Regions from separate parts of the Homo sapiens genome. Here region 1 is linked to region 2. A link is a loop called in an ENCODE intact Hi-C map of the cell type or tissue named here. Cell type or tissue: dorsolateral prefrontal cortex. All regions are shown on one strand.

Region 1 (2,500 bases), 200 kb before region 2:
GGATTACAGGCATGAGCCACCGTTCTCGCCCAAGAATAACATTTTTAGAGGAGAAATATTCAGGTTTTGCCTGCTGTTCTTTGAAACACTCCTTGGTCAGCTTAAGTCAGCCCAGGTCACTTAACCACAAACTGGCTACGGTGATCTGCGTATGGTGATGATGGCTGGGTAGGCAGGACTTCCCCAGGGGTCTTTCAGGGAGAGAAGACGAAGACGCCCTGCTGGGTGTTGTAAAGCATGTAGGAGTTTAATCACTGTATTAGCAACTCCTGTCTGTACCGATAGCCTCCAGGATTCACGTGGCCCTTCTTCTTGTCCTATAGTTTGAAGAGCTTCCTCCACTTACCACAGCCACACTGGGAGCCCTGATCCCCAAGGTATGTAAGGTGGGCAGGTCCCATTGCCTTCAGCCTCATTCTCTATCTTGTTTGAGAAACTGGATTGGAAGGGAAGATGCTCAGCGCTGGGGTGGGGTGCTCTCCCCCGAACCCCTGCTTGGGAGTGCAGTGACAGTGACAAGGGCTTGCAGGCTAGACCCCCATGGGTGGGGGCGGGGGAAGACACAGAGGGTTGAGGTGGAAAGACCCTGAATTCTATAGGTGGTCCAGCCTGCATAGGCCTAATCCTAGCCTGGCCACTTCCCTTGCTGTGTGACTTTGGAGAAGAGTCTTAACATCTCTGAGCCTTAGCTTCCTCATCTGTCAAAAAAGGCTGCTGATACCTATTCCATAGGTTATCATAGGAAGGTAAATGAGATGATGCATGTAAAGGTGTCAACGCGGGCCAGGCACACTCGGGTGCACAGCTGCTTAGAGGGAAAAGCCAGGCCTTTGGAACAGACAGACATGAGTCAGCACATCCCAGTCATATGACCTTAGATGCACAATTCCTCTCTCTGAGCCTCAGTTTTCTCATCTGGAAAACGGGGTAACCATGCTCACTTCAGAGGGTGGCTGTGGACCTGGAGTCTGCACCAAGGCAAGGAGCAGGCATTTGATCAACATGAACTATTATTGCTGTTGTTAATAATTACACATTACTTCTTTTTTTAAAAAAAAGCAAGTGTGCTTTTGTCCAATTAGTGACCATATAGAGTTGGAACAAAGGCCTTTCCCACCCCAGTTCTGGTCCCATGTCTGGTTCTGGGCCTATTACCTTGCACCTGGAAGCAAAGGGCTCTGTACCTAGTAAGTGTTATGCAGGTGTGAATGATGGCTGCAATCTATAGCCATTTTAGACATTTTTCACCTCTTTTCTGCCTGCCCTGTTTAGTCCTGGGTGGAATTCAAAGGCTCTAGGGGGAGAACAAACTCAACACGTGGTCACTATTGCCCTCATGTGGCTGCAAATTGAACATCGGAAGGATCATTCTCTAGGGTGGTAACAGTGGCAGCTCCAGCCAGCAGGTGGACCCCTCAATCAACTGGACCTTTTATTTACTGGGTCACTTCCTATGTGCACTGCACTTTACAGCTTATGAAATTGTTTTTTAGAGTATACTTTTTCTTTCTTTTTTTGAGACAGAGTCTTGCTGCGTTGCCTAGGCTGGAGTGCAGTGGCACAATCTCAGCTCACTGCAAACTCTGCCTCCCTGGTTCAAGCAATTCCCCTGACTCAGCCTCCTGAGTAGCTGGGACTACAGGCATGCACCACCATGCCTGGCTAATTTTATATTTTGAGTAGAGACAGTATTTCGCCATGTTGACCAGGCTGGTCTCGAACTCCTGACCTCAAGTGATCTGCCCACCTCGGCCTCCCAAAGTGCTGGGAGTACAGGCATGAGCCACAGTGCCCAGTCAGAATATACTTTTTCAATTGGTTCTGATCATTCCCTCTATCCACAGGACCAAAGAGGAGAAGCACACCATTTACAGATGGGGAAACAGAGGCTCAGAGAGGTCACATGATGAGGCAGTAGCAGAGCTGGGGTAGAATAGGGACTGAGTCCTCAGTGGCGCTGGGACTGCAGCAGGGGGGATTCAGGCTGGACCCAGCAATGTGTCCTGGAGACCTGGGCTGCACGGAGTCACCAGGGGAGGGGACTTCTTTCTGTTTCTTTTGAAAGTAATATTGTGGTTTTGCCCATTTCTCTATGGTCAGTTAACATATTTAAGAAGTATATTCCTTAAAGTATGTATTTTTGGTAAGTCAATCATTTGATAAATATGGCAAACTGCCATTTTATGAATTGTCCCTTTAGTAAATTAGCTTTCAGGGAATCAAACTGCAGCAAACAAGCTCAAGTCCCTCCAGCAATCCGGGCTCGGGGGCAGCCTGTGCCTTGCCTGGGACCTCCCTGTGGGATTCCCCAGGCGTGGACTTCTCATTTCAGGAACAGTGTTCAGAGGCATTGGGAGGCTCTGGGCTCTGAGCCCACAGACATGCACTGGAATCTTAACTTTCCTCCTGGCCTTGGACAATTTCCTTGGCATTCCCCTCTGAGGCCCTGTTTTCTCATCTGTAATGTGGAGAAAAAAAAATACCCCATGGGTTGTTGTAA
Region 2 (2,500 bases):
CTCCTCATCCTCGGTTTCCTCATCCATAAAATGGGGCTTAACCATCCCTACAACATAGGATTGTTAGTGAGGAATAAAAGTCTACAGGAAAGTTCTGGGCACATAGCAGGTGTCCCTCTTGGCACAGAGAAGCACTTACAAATGCATGCTAAATGGATGGATGGATAGATGGATGGATGGATGGATGGACAGACAGAAGATGCTAAGATTACAAGCATGAGCCATCACACGCAGCCCCCGGACTAGTTTTTATGGATACTTTAGAAAACTGCAGCATCAAATAGTTCTATCCATCTCGTTGCAGTTTCAAATTTTCCCTCCATCCAAAGGGTTTGAGGTATCTGAGAAATTAAAGCATGGGTTAAAAACTGAGATATCTGGTTTAAAAAATAAAAATCAGAGATGATTCGAAGGGCAAAGACGGAAGGAAGTCATTTCTCCCTCCCCCAGCATAGCAGATACGGGAGGGCACAGGCTCCTGCCCCCACATCAGAACTCTGCCATGCTCAGGCCCCCAGAGTGGAAACTGGCGGAGAAGAAGAAAAGTCTACCAACTGCACTTTGGGATCAGAAGAGGCTCATTCCAAGGGCGACCAGAGAGGAGAAGGGAGAGCAGCATGCACTGAGCGCCACAGGGCATCTGCCATGGGCCACGCCCTCCCGCTGGGTGTTTTGTATAGGCACATCTCACTGACTCCTCAGACAACTCCATGAGGTGGCAGTCATGACCCCCCTTCACTGTGATGAAAGAGGCTCCGAGCAATGAAGTCACTGTCCAAGTTCACAGAGGCAGTTGGTGATAGAGGAAGACTTGAGTTCTGAGCGAGTGTCATTCGGATTGAGCCGTTACTAGGTGCCAGTTGTATACATGAAGCAGGAATTACTATTCTACCGCCGTTTCTTTCCTTTTTTCTTTTTTTTTTTTTTAATTCCCAAAGAGTTCTTCCAATCGTCAGATATTTGGTCAGTATTCAGAGTAGGATCCAGAGTTCACACATTACATTTTGTTGACAAGTCTGTAGATTTCTCTTTGTAAATCACATTTTTTTGTTGTTGTTATAGCCATTTTCGGGGACCTTATTGACTTTAATATACTTTTTTTTTTTTTTTGGAGACGGACCTTTTTTCTTTTTTTAAAGTAATTTTTACAGGAGTCATGCTCATCGTCTCTATGTCCTTCCGATTTTAGTACATGTGCTGCCCTGGCGGGCACTATACCCTCATTTTAAGACGAGGAAACAGATTCAGACGCGAGAAGAGACCAGCCAAGGTCACTGGGGCTCAAACCGAAGTCCAGCTGGCTCCTCCGCTGCCCCGAGGACGGGCCCGGAGGTCTCCCTGGAGCGGTAGGCGGCCGGTCCCTGGCCCTCCAGCACTCCCCATCCTCGGCCATACACCGGGGCAGGTGACACACCACCGCCACCTGGCGGCCAAGTGGGGAATTCTGACGCGAACACGAGATCTTTGGGGGGAGCAGAGGAGCCAGTTTGGATTTCAGAGTAGATGTTACCAGGCCTCTGGCTTCCAGCCTAAGCTTCCTTGAGATCCAGGTGCTCATAGGGTGTCCAGACCCAGAACCACCTGCATGGGGGACGCGGCTTTCAGTCTGGTAGGGGCGGTGGAGTGTTACATACAATAGTTCAGTTCCGTTCCAAACCGGGACTTTGGCATAAAACCGACTGGGTTCCCATGCTCTCATAGTATGGCTTTGAACAGGTCATTTCCCTTTCCTCAGACTTGGTTTCACCATCTGTAAAAGGGGGTAATAATAAGACCTACTTCCTAACGTTATCATGCAGATGAACCAGCTGACATGCAGAGGCCTGGCACTTAGTGGATGCTCGATAAATGTCACTGTCATCACTGTTTGCATCATTATTATCAACATCATTATTACCTGCTCCTCCCTACCTGCCCCCCCATGCAACAGTACAGCTCCACCTGGAAGCAGCCCCCCAACTTCCCCCTCCAATACTGCCCTCCACCCTCACAGAACTTTCTTCTTGTCCTTGAGCAGTGCCCATTTCCCTCAGCATTGACCGTCTGGAGTTTGACCTTCTGTATCCTGCCATCAAGGGTGACACCATTCAGCTCTACCTGGGGGTGAGTGTCCCAGGACCTTGAGGGTGAAGTGGGGACATTGCTGCCCTTCTCTGACCACCAGGAGTCAGATAGCATGGGCCTGTGTTAGGAGAGAAAATCCTGGTCACCATTAGGACACGGGCTGATCTAGAAAAATCACTGCAGGCTGAATATGTCCCATGCAAGTTTGTTTTGTTTTGTTTTTTTGAGACTGAGTCTCACTGTCACCCAGAGTGACATGGGGGGGCCCGAGTGGGGACACTGGGCCCTCAGCCTTTCTCTCAGGCAAGTCCCTGCCAATCCCCAAACCTATGACAACCTTGAAACAAAAGCCAAGGATCAAGAAACACAGACCTAAGTTTCTCTCCTAGCTCTATGATTCCCTGGCTATGTGACTTTGGGCAAGTTCCTTTACCTC

The links. Peaks named below come from ENCODE experiments on the same cell type or tissue, not always from the same donor. Only the 100,000 strongest peaks of a DNase experiment are listed, where the experiment ranks them.
Region 1: it touches region 2 in a loop (5-fold over the local background); 30 of 110 quality-filtered maps call a loop at or near these places.

Annotation. Positions count from the first base shown.
Region 1 is chr20:33,094,777-33,097,276 of GRCh38, forward strand. It overlaps BPIFB4 (BPI fold containing family B member 4), which reads left to right. Exons shown (of 18, transcript NM_182519.3): 12 at 324-377. Among named protein-coding and RNA genes, the nearest start is that of BPIFB4, 16 kb to the left of the region's middle. In dorsolateral prefrontal cortex, a CTCF peak has its summit at 1,354 (motif pointing left); a DNase peak (open chromatin) is centred at 1,385.
Region 2 is chr20:33,297,882-33,300,381 of GRCh38, forward strand. BPIFB1 (BPI fold containing family B member 1) reads left to right here. Exons shown (of 16, transcript NM_033197.3): 8 at 2,018-2,103. LOC124904888 (a long non-coding RNA gene) reads right to left here and starts at 643. Exons shown (of 2, transcript XR_007067566.1): 1 at 552-643; 2 at 236-341. It overlaps LOC105372594 (a long non-coding RNA gene), which reads left to right and starts at 332. Exons shown (of 2, transcript XR_936685.3): 1 at 332-963; 2 at 1,190-1,972. In dorsolateral prefrontal cortex, CTCF peaks have their summits at 1,422 (motif pointing left) and 1,621; a DNase peak (open chromatin) is centred at 1,430; H3K4me3 peaks cover 442 bases.